3 separate regions of the Homo sapiens genome follow, and all the other regions are linked to region 1. A link is a contact called in ENCODE Hi-C or POLR2A ChIA-PET data. All regions are on one chromosome and are shown on one strand. The core of a region is the stretch at or near the end of the contact, and the rest is flanking DNA. Distances in the headings are between cores, read along the strand shown.

What was found. Hi-C counts contacts between places; a loop is a spot of excess contacts on that map. ChIA-PET counts read pairs that join two places held with the same protein, here RNA polymerase II (POLR2A). Pooled maps may share reads with other maps.
Region 2: a loop to region 1 is called in a map of prostate gland, with 4 times the contacts of the local background. The contact joins two enhancer-like sites. A Hi-C loop is called at or near these places in 7 of 168 maps with a recorded cell type or tissue (IMR-90, ascending aorta, chondrocyte and 4 more) and 17 of 50 pooled maps. POLR2A ChIA-PET finds 5 or more read pairs at or near these places in 6 of 52 experiments (AG04450, BJ, IMR-90 and 3 more).
Region 3: a loop to region 1 is called in a map of gastrocnemius medialis, with 3 times the contacts of the local background. The contact joins two enhancer-like sites. A Hi-C loop is called at or near these places in 8 of 168 maps with a recorded cell type or tissue (CD4-positive, alpha-beta memory T cell, Calu3, IMR-90 and 5 more), 1 of 37 single-sample maps with no recorded cell type and 18 of 50 pooled maps.

The regions. Positions count from the first base shown.
Region 1 is chr2:109,316,034-109,320,216 of GRCh38, reverse strand. The region is part of intron 1 of SH3RF3 (SH3 domain containing ring finger 3); the gene reads right to left. It also overlaps a transcript of RANBP2 not described here. Among named protein-coding and RNA genes, the nearest start is that of MIR4266, 4.5 kb to the right of the region's middle. RefSeq lists enhancers at 1,370-2,358, 2,359-3,348. Within about 2 kb of position 1,721, at least 23 of the 41 ENCODE cell types and tissues checked have a DNase peak (open chromatin) inside an H3K27ac peak, as active enhancers do; they include IMR-90, ascending aorta, gastrocnemius medialis and 4 more, where a contact is called at or near this core.
Region 2 is chr2:109,170,961-109,175,296 of GRCh38, reverse strand. All of the region lies in intron 1 of SH3RF3 (SH3 domain containing ring finger 3), which reads right to left. It also overlaps a transcript of RANBP2 not described here. Among named protein-coding and RNA genes, the nearest start is that of MIR4265, 32 kb to the right of the region's middle. Within about 2 kb of position 1,841, at least 22 of the 41 ENCODE cell types and tissues checked have a DNase peak (open chromatin) inside an H3K27ac peak, as active enhancers do; they include IMR-90, ascending aorta, heart right ventricle and 3 more, where a contact is called at or near this core.
Region 3 is chr2:109,509,974-109,513,983 of GRCh38, reverse strand. It overlaps a transcript of RANBP2 not described here. Among named protein-coding and RNA genes, the nearest start is that of SEPTIN10, 100 kb to the left of the region's middle. RefSeq lists an enhancer at 1-134. Within about 2 kb of position 2,709, at least 2 of the 41 ENCODE cell types and tissues checked have a DNase peak (open chromatin) inside an H3K27ac peak, as active enhancers do; they include gastrocnemius medialis, where a contact is called at or near this core.

The sequences.
Region 1 (4,183 bases), core at 472-2,971:
AGAGTCAATGAGCCGAGCAGAGGCAAGCCGAGGGCTGTGACGGCCATGAGAACTGGGGTGAGAGAAGAGTTGTGTTGCTTCTACAGGCTTTACAGGAGCACTAGTAGGACTTGGTTCCAGGCCTAAGGAAGGGACCATAAGAGGCCACCCCCAGCTTCGAGGAAGTAGCTCCGTGAAGACCTAGAATGGAAACAGCTCCAGCTGGGAACCTCCAGAATAGCACCCCCCACTCTCCATCACCCACTCTGACTTCTCTTACTTCTCACAGCAGCTCGTTCACCTTGCCCCTGCAAGGAGGGACCCCAGATGTAACCACCGGGGGATTTCTAGGTCCCAAATGCAGGGCAAATGGGCTGATACTCCTACTGGCTCTCTTTCCTCTAAGGGGACAGAGGTGCCTTTGTTTGGCTGGAAAAAGCTCCAGATTGGACTGGGCAGTGAAGGGAAACAGCCACACACGGCCTGGACAGGCTGGGGGCAGGCAGGCTGCACCTGCCCACACCATTTGGCTCCGGCACGGCACTCTTCAAGATCGCACACTTTAAAAAGAGAGGAGGAGATGATAAGGGGAATGTTTAAAAACAACAGGGATGATAAGAGAAGATGGGGGAGTGTGGGGCTTTCTGTTCTGGAACGAGCCCCACTGGGCTTGTTTTCAGCCCTGTGAGCCCCCTCTCACTCAGAATACACATCTGTACTAACATGTGTTTCTCTTGACCACCGTCACTACCCCAGCAGAAGTGCAAGAGTAAGAAAACGAATCACTTGTAAATCCAAGCTTTCAGCCCAGCAGGCTGAAAAGGATGCCTGGGTGATCCCCGGGACCCCACTGAGCCCACAGGCAGACACAGCTCAGGACATTGTCTCTTTGCAGTCAACTAACCTGCACTGGCTTAGGAAGAGGGGAAATAAATGTAGAGTTCATATCACGATGCCAGGAACCAACTCTTTCTCAACTCCAAAAAATGCAGCAAGCTTAACACTTGGTCCTGCAAAACGATGCCACTGTCACTATCTGGCATATACAGGGCGACAGCCAAGAACAGGGTACTGGAGAGTTACTAAGCCATGCCCCCATCTAGGCAGAGATGGGAGTGCCTCTTCTGCAGACACCTACAAGCAGCTGCTGTCCCTAAAGTGAGCTGTTCCAGGCAGGATACAAACACCAGGATCGATGGAGAGCCACTCCTTTCCCATCTGTAATCCCAGTTAGCAGAGGGCTTTGATCTGTTCTGGGACAGACACTTGAAATACAAATGTTCTCAGGGAAGTTATGAAGTACAGTTTCATTACATATTGAATTCACTTGGCTCACCTACCAGAGGCAAGGAATTCCAGCTGGCTTTGGTTCCAGAAGTTCATCCCTCTTTCTTCTCCAAGCCAATGTCTGCCTCTGAGTGGATGGGTGGCCTCAGGCCAGAGCTCGTCAGGGCTGGGCTTTCATGCTTTGTCTTTAGATTGGATGAGACCAGAAGGGTCAGTATCTGGCGGCTGGCCAGGGCAGCCCCGGATTCTGGCCAGGGCATGATCTGAGAGACCATTCTGGCTTCCCTAGGACTCTGATCTCACAGCTGACAAGAGACAAATGCTGCCCCCAGTGTGAGCATGAGACGATCCCCTCAGGAGCTGGCTCTACTCACATGACTTTGAACCAACACACCCGCAAGGACAAACCACAGTTCTCTCACAGCGTTTATCCCACGGTCGCCAAAATGATTGTGCTATGATTCAGTCACTCAGATAAACGCGTATGCCGAGAGCCACCCTGGCTTTGAGAGGAGGCCTCACACAATTCCCTCCTAATCTTCTGGCGCTCGGCGGCATTTCTTCCTCACCCCAGGTCTGTGCAGCGAGTGGGCAGAGGACAAGCACTGGGGACCGGGCTGGGGGCCGGGAGGCACCAGCCAGTCACGCTAGGAGGAGCAGTCGCATGGAAATGCTCCCGAACATCTGGGGCTGCGCTCAAATTTCAAAGTGATTCTTCTGCTTGCACAACTTTACAATCTCGGCATTTGCCAAATGCTTATGTTTTGCTTAATCTGAAATTAGGCAAGGATTTCTAGTCTCTCAATGTCCCTAGAATGGTTTTTCTGCTTAAAGGGGGCTTTTTTTTTTTGCGTACTGAAATTCAGCGTGCTCATGGCTTAGAAAAACAGAGGAGAGAAAGGATCACGATGATCCTCCCTGCCCTTTGCTTTTTAATGCCTGGCCTTCCGTTCAGATGCAGGCCATCCTTGGCCTTTGCCACAGAATCCATCAGGACAAGCGGCAGAGTTGTGCGAGTCCCCTCAGCGGTGCAGCCAGCGAGCTGCTGCTGGCCACATACATCTTTCCTCTTGGCTGGGACTCCAGTTATGTGCCTTCCTGAGAAACCTGACCCAAGACGGATGCGCTAGTTCTTAAAGTCCTAGGATACATCCCCAGTTAGCACCAGGACACTACAAAGGCACTCACGAGCAGAAGCCTGTTCACAGGGAGGCACCCTCGCACTCCACACTGACCTCACTGTGATTCCGTGGTGGAGAAACTGCAGCAACTAATATTTATGTACCTGAAGTCATTTAAACTCAGCCAGTTCTCTTTTTCCAGGCCCAGCAAGTCACAGAAACCAAGGTGGACTTTGACTGTTCTGTACCTCAGAAGGAGCAGGGAAAGAGATGAGGCAGGCCCGGCAGAACGAGACCTAGAACCAAGTCCCTGCTGTGAACGGGGCTGCTGCCAGAGCTATGCCTCCCAGACCCAGGGGAAGAGCAGGGTGGGGGGCTGGGCCTCCCCAGCATGGAGTAGACAGTGTCCCTTCTGAGCGCTAACAGGGAAAAAGAGCCCCAGACCTCTGGACTCTCCTCCACCCCCTGGGGCTGGGGCGGCACCTGCCCACCTGCCCACAGACGCCCCCTCAGGGACAGGCATTGCTGTCGCCCTGTCACCATGGGCAAGACTTGACGCTATCTGTGCACAAGCAGGAAATGCTACACTAGGAGATTCCATCCGGGTGGGAGGTAAGCTGGGGTCCCGAAAACCCCAACACCATGAAAACTTACATCCACAAAACATTTCATGAAACTTACATCTCATGAAAACATTTCATGAGAAACCCACTCATGAAAGTTTAGAGCAGCTTTATTCATAACTGCCAGAATGCGGAAGCCACCAAGATAGCCTCAGGAGGTGAGTGGATAAACAAACTGGGGTCCACCCAGACAATGGAGTGTTATTCAGTGATAAAAAGAAATCAACTATGAAGCCATGAAAAGACATGGAGGAACCTCAAACATGAATTACTAAGAGAGAGAAGCCAGTCTGAAAAGGCTACGCACTGTATACTTCCAACTGTATGATGTTCTGGAGAACGCAGAACTACAGCGACAGTACAAAGACCCACGGCAGCCAGAGGGTGAGGCCAGGGAGGGATAACCAGATAGAGCACATGGATTTTTAAGGGCAGGGAAAGTACTGAGTGTGAAACTCTAATGGTGGATACATCGCATTATAGATTTGTCCAAACCCGTGGAATGTCCAACACCAAGAGTAAACCCTAATGTGACACCACTCTGGTGGCTGATGCTGATGGAAAGGCTGCACATGGGGGCGGGGCAGGAGGTCTATGGGAATTCTCTGTACCTTCTGCTCAATCTTGCTGTGAACCTAAAACTGCTCTAAAACAGAAAGTCTATTTAAAACAGAAAAGCAGAGGAAATCTCTAAGAGGAGTGATAAGTTCTCTCCATGTCATGGGCTACCTTGTTAAAGGCTGTGTGTAGTGAAGATCACACTGACATCACACCTGTGTTCCTCCTGTGATAGACAGGAAGCCAGAGCCAGGGAGAAACATGGCACCAGGGCTTCTCCAGGAGCAGGGGCATGTAGAGCCAGCCACCATCACCTGGCAACATGTCCTCCCTCCATCCCCTTCCCAGCATCCACCCAGCCTCCTGGACCGAGGCCCACAGCACTGATAGCCCAGTTGGAGCTGTGCAGATCTGCTGCGAGAGATGAAGCCCAAGAGCCAGGACACTGGTGGAACCTTCCCCAGGCCCAAAAGTTCAGCAAAACCAGCTCTGAACACCTCCTCCAGCCTGCCTTGCCCTCTCTTTTTGAAAGCTTTAGGTTTTTCCTGCTTTACAATTGCATACTGGAAATGCACTTTTCTAACCACATCTAATCTCTAAATACTGGGAATCTTT
Region 2 (4,336 bases), core at 592-3,091, 150 kb after region 1:
TGCAAAGATTAGCGTGCCAATAGGGGAAAGGATGAAGTACAAGTGCCAGGCAAGGAAAACAGGAAGCACCACAGGCCATGGCACCAAACTGACGTCACCACTGACTCTGAAATGATGGACTCCAATTTCTAGTCTGGACCAGGACTAGGTCCCGGTTTAGTGGGACTGATAATGACCAGGACTACTAGTAGGCATGAATGCACTTCTTAGCAGCATCTCAAAATCATTTAAATATGGGATTTTGCTGTGCGACTCAAATAAAGGCTACTCAAGGAAGCCAAAAGACAGTTGGGCAATATATTGTTTTGGAAAAAGGTATAAATCACTCTTTAAATATACCCTATTTAAGGCAAATGCAAGGACTCTCCCCATTAGATGACATCAGTGCTAGACAAGCCTAAAAGAGAATCTGAAATATGTTGACAGAGGGGCAGAAAGAAACTGCCTGTGCTCCTGCTATCCTATCCCTGAAGCTTGCACGCTAAGCCCCTGCCCTCATGGGTCTGCCAGCAGGGCTCCAGCGAGTGAGCCACACAAGGCATCATTTCCAACTTTTCCTCCAAAGACGCTGGGTTAAAATCTCCCACCTCAGTGCATGTGCCCTATCCTGAAAATATCATCTTCCAAATATATTACATTTATTAACCATTTATCTTCCTGTTCCTTATCAAACATAGCAAGGCTTCAGCCACCTAGATACGAACACCATAGCCACAATGGAGGGAATTCCAGACACCATGGGTTGTTGTAGAAAGACCACAGGCTTTGATTCCAGGACTGCCCGTTGCCCTGGCTGGGCCTGGCAGCAGCCAAGTGAGTGTGGCCTGGTGCCTACTCTGATCAGGGCACCACTCTGGTCCCACCCACGCCCCAGCTGTGGAGTATTGGCTGCCAACTGCATGAGGTATGGTATAGAAAAAAAATGAAAGGAAGTCAAAAACCCAGCACCCAGTCTGGTACACAGGAAGCATCCCCACATGTCTGTTCCTCTCCCCTCTTGCCAAAACAAAGCAACTTAGTCCTTCTCTCTGCCTGTGTTTCCCAGTCATAGATAAAACTGTGATGTCCACCTTACTCTTCGAAACAGTAAAATGGCCAGGGACATCCATGGCTACCTTCATGAACTCCACAACATCCTGGAGCCTCTGGTTGGGAGGCTCTGCCCTATGGCACAGCCCTGCTGTCCTGAAGCCACTGGGGCCACTGCACAGGCAAGGAAGGCTATGGGGACACTGTGGGAGCAGCCACCAAACCGCACTGCTGTGTGTTCTCTGAATCAAGGACTGAGCCCAGTGCTTTCCGCCACCAATGCCAGTCTCAGGACTCAGTGCCCACAGCCTGAACCCGACATCTGCTTTAAAGGGCATAAGAATTGGCCCACACCGGATTTCACATTCCTAATGAGAACATTCCAGATGAAGCAACAGCAAAAGAGCTGAGTCTGAACATCCAATTCCAAGGACGACGGCAGTGTTCCAGCCCCATCGCATGCCTTTGGTCAGGGGCCGACACTGAGCTCACAGCACACACCACAGGCAGGCTACCACAGTCCCTGGTCCCCCTAGACACTGCCCCTCCAGACAGCGGATTTCCCATCTTACATTCACTGTCTTTGCCGTGGGTCTCCTGCTCACATCCCACTGTCTAATGAGTCTCAGCAGGGGTCCATGAAAGGGCCAGACGGTAACCACTGCAGGCTGCGGGGTCTGTGTGGCCTTCCCCGCAGCCACCAGCTCTGCTGTTAGAGCTCTGTTGTTAGGCAGCCACAGACAATACATAGCCTGCAGGCAGTGTGCCAACCCCAGCCTTAAATCTGCCTGTGGGTAAGGCAGAGTCAACTGGAGAGGCAATGAAGAACTATGTCATTTATCCGAATTCTTCCAAACCAAGATAACCCGCCTTTATCTGAAACAGTCACACGATAGACAACCCAGGCAGGGACGGCTCGGTTGATAACGGGCAGAGCACAGGAAGGAGAGTCTGAGGAGAAAACGCAAGTGCAGGCTCAGGAGCCTCTCATCTCAATCCCAGGTTCTGAGCCAGACAATTCTTAAGGTTCTTTTCAACTTGATAATTACAGAATTCTAAGAACCATGACTCAGTCTGTGTTCGATTTCCATGAAGAAAAAAAGATTCCAAAGCCCTAGAAGTTACAAATTTTTAAAATTTGAGTTAAAAAAAGATGTTCATTTATTGAAACTTAAATAGATCAGAAAACATGAAGAAGAAAGTAAAATTTTCCCTTAAATCCCACCACCCAGGGATGACCAACACAGACTTTGGAAGTCTTACTGACATCTGCGTGAAGACAAGCGCAAGGTCATACATGACACTCAGTGTGTTCCCACAGCTACCAGTCACACAACAGTTATACCCACAGACAAGCAATTGCTTTGAACATGCACGTTTATTTTGGAAGAGAAATACTGGACTCAGCTAAGGCAGTGCTCTTCTACAATACTCACCAGTCGAGGCTTCGTGCTGGCACTGGGAAACTTAGACCACTTCCGTAACCCACATGCAGTTTGGTTTCTTAGCTAGGACAAAAAGTCCAGCATCCCTGCCAGAGCTCAACATGGGCAGACATGTGTCCCCATTTCTAAGACAAGGAAAATGAGAGCCCAGCAGTATCAGATCCCAAACAATTGCTTCCTGCTATGGGCTCCGGAGAGGTGATGCTGCTGATTCAAAACACCAGCCTGGGTGGCCAGGTGCAGCCCAATAATCCACACTGTTTGGAATAACAAGAGCTAGGACGGGACAAGCGGAGGGAGGTAAGAAAGGAAAATTACACCATTAAGGACTATTTTCACTGCAAACACCAAGAGGATAAAAGTTTGCTATCTCAATAAACGTATTTTAATGTTTTTAGGTTACAGTCACAGAAAAAGGAAGACCTCCAGGAGCAGGGAGAGGACGGCTGAGCTCCGTGCATGGTGAAGAGGGGTTTGACCGCTGGCTCGCGCATTTCCACGCTGTTTGCAAGGTCCTTGTCAGGAGAGAAACAGCACAGGCCACACGCAGCTGTTGCCCACAGATCCCTGTGGCGGCTGATACTTCAGACGCTGTGCTCAGAGGCCTGGCTGCCAGAGGACCCTGGTCTGAGAGCTAATGCACAGCTCACTCATCGGCATATTCCAGATGGCTCCGGGAGACCTGCTCCCCACCCGCTCTGCCCCAGGTCATTGCCTGGAACTGGGAAATGACGTGCATATCAAGTTTTCCCTCGTGCTCCAAACCAAGCAACCAAACAGGCCCTCATGGAGCCCACAGTGCTGGGCCCTGCCTTTTATTGGGAAACGGGCGACTCAGCTGAGAATCACGCTGAAAATAAACAAGCTCACCACAGCGAAAGGAGGGAGTCAAGGCTGGGCTCGGCACATGCATGCCCTTTATGGGAACACAGAATGGGAGTTTCAAAGTGAATCCATATAAAACACAAATAGAACATCTTCATTCCTGGATGACAGGCCAGCTTGGGGCAGGCAGCCACTCCCCGCTGCAAGTGAGCGTGGCCGGGATGCACGGCAGGGAGCCAGCCAGCGTGGGCACCAGGAGGGCAGCGCCAGGCGCAGGGGCTGGGCCTCTGGAAGGCATTAGCTGCACCGAACTCCCAAAGGCCCAGACTAAACAGCCCTGGAGCCCTGGATTCATTCCCGCACAGGAAATGTCTCAGAGGCAGCTCTGCACAGACCAGGGGCGGCGAGAAGGAAATAGCTCCCTGTGCTCCGTGTTCTAATGCACTTCCCTGGCCCGCCGCGGGCGAAGCCACAGCGCTGACCATACCCGCGAGCCCAGCAGCAGTGAGGGGTCGGGGTAGGGGGGCAAGCGTGGAGCAGGAGGGGAAGCATTTTTGTTAGGAAGAGTATTTCAAGTCAATATGCAGATAATTTTCTCCGAATATTCATAGTCACTAACAACAAATAGCCATCATTTTGTATAGAGATGACAAAAACTTTGAATTCTTAACAGGCTATAGATAAGAAATAGATATGACAAGGAAATAAAAGGACATTCAACTCTACATATATAACCAAAACAACCAAATACATGTAAGCAAATACAGCCATAATATGGTTATATTTGGTGATGTATGTACTTTATATACATAAATAAACCAAAAAATGTACATATATATAAAACAAAACAAAACCTGAATGATCTAGGTGCTGCAGATTACTGAGGAAGAGATAAGTCACACAGCAAGTGAGCTACATAAAACCAGGATGCCCATGAACCAAACCAGGACACAGACTCCCCCAGCCCCCAGCACCTGGCATGCAGGTGTGCCTCCCGGGCTTGGTTCCTGTGGGGAGCGCCCTGTGTGCCTCTGTGC
Region 3 (4,010 bases), core at 1,460-3,959, 190 kb before region 1:
AGGCCCCCAGGCCCAGGAGGCTGCCTGGGCTCCACCCGGCTGCTTGCTCTTCTAGGATTTGCTCATCGGCCACCATCACGGTGGTCCCCCTGGGGTAGCTGAAGTGCTTTGTTGGATGCTGAAGTTAGAATGTGGCTGTGGGTGAGGGCTTGGTTTGCTGGTGATACCCAATCCCCTACACCCCTGGCCACATCCTCTGTAGCCACAGGCTGGCTCTGGGGAGGTGAGGCAGCACAGACTACAGCCTCCATGGGCACCCACCTCCCTCCTTCCCTTGTGGCACTCCTCCTGCAAAGCCTCATCTACGCAGGTGTCCTAGAACTGGGAGAAGGGTGTGTGTGCAAATGTGCAAGTGATGTGTGCGCATGTGCATATAGTGTGTGGACGTGTGTTTGTGCATGCACGTGGCTTGTGTGGTGTGTGCATGCAGTGTGTGTGTATGTGCATATAATGTGTGCATGTGGGTATGGTGTGTGTACATGTGGTGTGTGTACATGTGGTGTGTGTACATGTGGAGTGTCTATATGTGCACGTGTGTGATGTGTGTGGTGTGCATATAGTGTGTATGCATGTGGAGTATGTGCATGCATGTGTACATGTGTGAAGTGTGTGCATACGGGAGGTGTGTGCATGCATGTGTACATGTGTGAGGTGTGTGCATGTGGAGTATATGCATGCATGTGTACATGTGTGGGGTGTGTGCATGTGGGATGTGTGTGCATGCACATGAGGTGTGTGTGGTGTGTCAGGTGTGAATCCATGGGGCCTGGGTGCTGAGACAGGTCTACTGTGCAGGTGCTTTCTTTTGGGAAGAAATTCCAGGGCACGGGAGTGGAAGGTCGGGGCATTGTGCCAGGGAAGGAGCTGGGGTGGCATGGCATGGGGTGCCTCAGAACTGCCCCAGGAAGGGCAGCACATCCGTCCGCTGGCTCCTTCGGGCCTTGCACCTTCAGCTCTGTGCAGGGGAAAGTATTGTGTGGGCTCTTGCAGGTTTCCCTCCCTTAGGTGACTGAGAAGCCACCCAGGACAGAAAGAGGCTGCCAGGCCACCCACGTGCAAGATGGTTGCCATGGCAATGGCCAAAGTCATGGTGGACCTGAAGAACTGGAGGTGAATAGCAGGCGGCTGCTCCCTTGCTGGCCCAGGAGGGGGTGAGGAGGGGTCAGGGTCAGAGTCATGTGAGGGGTCTTAGGTCTTGGGGCACCCAGGGTGGAGGCTCTGGGAGAGACAGGAGCACCTGGGAGGGGGAAAGTCAAAGATGCTACCTGAGGGCTCTCCAGGGTGCCCAGCCTGCCCGGCTTCTCTTTCTTGCTCAGCCTCTGTGGCTGACTTGCCTCCCACGAGGCCCAGCAAGCCGGGTCTAGTCAAGAATGTCCCAGAAAAACCTGGAGTGTAGATAGAGAGACACACAGTGAAGACCAGGAGACCAGGAGGCAGATGCAGTAGACCAGGGAGGGTAGCGAGGGGACTTGTGATGTTAAAATCCCTGGGTGCCCAGCGCGGTACAGAGTGGACCCCCAGGCAGCCTGGGACCATCCCTGGGCATACCTGGAGCTTGACTCAGGAGGGGGCAGGAGGGTGGCGGAGGCCACAGTGAGAGGTGAAATCAGCTGCAGCACATCAGGTGGTTTGCTGGGCATCAGAAGAAGGAGGAAGGACACACTGAGGGCACCCTGGGAGCAGCAGGGATGCAGGGCAGGGAGGGCCGGGACACATGGGGCCCACACGTCAGTCACCAAGGCATGCATGCAGCAAAGGACAGTGGGGCCAGGGCCCAGCAGGAGGAGGGCCAGGGTCCCAGGCCAGAGCCAGGAAGAGAGTTTCCAGCAGGCCGAGGAGGGCGGACAAGCCCCCTAAAAGTGTTTGGATGTTGAGACAGATATCACAGCCCCCACTAGAGTTGTAGAGAAAGCTTATTATCACACATGATGGGACTCCTGTGTGCCCTGGAGATGGGTCTGGCACTCAGCTCAACTCCCACTTGGGAGTCCCAGAGTCCTCTGGGCAGCAACACCATCTAGGGCAATTCTGCAGTACGTGTGCATCGGCACCTGCTGTGGGCAGCACCACACTGGGTGCCAGGAGGCACACATGGGCCACCCCCACCTCGGCCTCCTGGGTGTGCTCTCCCAGGATGCAGGACCTCACCTCTCTCTCTGTCCACCCCCCATTCCTTATTTGGGGGCATGGGGCAGCAGCCATGAAAATGCAGGGAGGGTGTGGACAAGGACTTGTGGAGCAATTCCATAGAAAAGACTTACAGTAGATGGCCAGCCCTGGCCCTGGTCTCACGTTGGGTCACAAAGCCAGCTGGAGGCAGAAGCAGGGCTAGAACCTGCCCCTGACCCCAGGGCTTGTGCCCCTCCCTATTCCTCCCTGCAGGCTCCCACCTTCTGCAGGTGATCTGAGCCTTGCCACAACAGTGGTTGGCCTTAGCTGATTGCCATGTGGTCCAGGCACCTTCAGGTGGGCAGGTTCTCCCAGCCTGACTGCAAGGACACCACCCCTAAGGCCACCAATTGCCAGCCTGTAGGCCTGACCAGAGGCACACTGGATTGCGGGAGAACTTTTTGTTCTTTTTGATCAAAGAGTATGTTGTCACCAGATGGGGGCATGTGGTATACTGGGCCACCTGGTGCTGTCATCAGAGGCCACAGAGGACAGCTGAGAACTTGTTGTGGCTGTGGGACCTCATTCTCCAGTCCCGAGTCAGGCTTCAGGGAGCACTGTCACAGCAAGTCAGACAGGGACAAGTGTCAATGGCCCTGACATCAGCCAGGCCTCCCGAGGCCAAGAACAGGCTGAGGAGTTAGGAGTGCGGCCTTTGGAGCCAGACTGCCAGTGCTTGAATCCTAGGTGCCGCACCTCTTTGCCCCTTCCTGAGGCGAGTTGGTTAACTGCTCTCTGCCTCAGTTTCCCCATCTGTGAAATTGCATGGTCATAATTCCTACTTCATAAGCCTGATGTGAGGACAAAAACGAGGCAATGGATGTAGAGTGCTAAGCATGGGGCGGGCGCAGAGGGTGGGCTTAGTACATGCTTAACACGCACTTGCCATCTTCAGCACCCACGAGGAGGCCAGGGGCTCCTGGAAGGGCCCACTCCCCATAGCTCCGGCCACCCGTCCCACCTTTGCTCTCTGCCGCTTCCCCTGCAGGAAAGCCTCTCTTGCTTTTGTTGCAGTCACCCAGCATGGGCCCCACTCTGCTCACCCTGGCTTTAGCTGGAGGAGGCCAGCTCCTGGTCAGACGGGGCCCTTCCCCAGCCCAGGCTGGGCAGGGAGGAGGGGTCACCCCATGGCACACACAAGTGGCTGTTTTGTTGGGAAGGGGCTGTGGGTGCTCAGAGCCCCTGGTCCCGGCTAGGAACAGAAATGAAGCCCTGGACCCCATCAGCCCTCTGGGCTGCAGAGGGTGAGGATGGAACCGGGGTTCCTTCAGTCTGGTAGTCACTGCACAAATGTGAGAAGAGCTACCTCGGGGTTTCCCTCTAGGACATGTGGAAGGCTTCCCCTCGGCCTCCACATCGGACTGACTTGTCAAAGGACCCTCGGGGCTGTCTGCTCCCCCACATGCCCTCACCGCCCCCTTGGCAGAGACGCCTTGCCCTTTGCCCAGCATCTGCTGTGCCAGCTTCCCACATTCATACGAGCCATTCCCTGTGCCACCAACAGAGGGAGCTCCCGACACAGTTTGCATCTAAACACCCCTTGAGAGCCCAGGAAACACTGCCTCCTGCTTCTGGCCTGGAAGGCTCAGAGACCTACCCCTGGCCATTCTCACCTCAGCCCTCTCCTCCACACCTGCTCTGGGCTCCCTCAGTTTCTTGATCCTGCCAAGCTCTCCCCAGCCTCGGGTTGGGGTGTGCACACACACCGTTCCCGCCAACCGAACATTCTTTCCCCTCTTCCTGCCTTGTGAATTTCTAAACAAGACTACAGTGTGGAGGTCCAGATAAGACCCGGACACCCTCTAAGTGGCCCTCCATGCCCCTCACCTCTCCAACTAGAT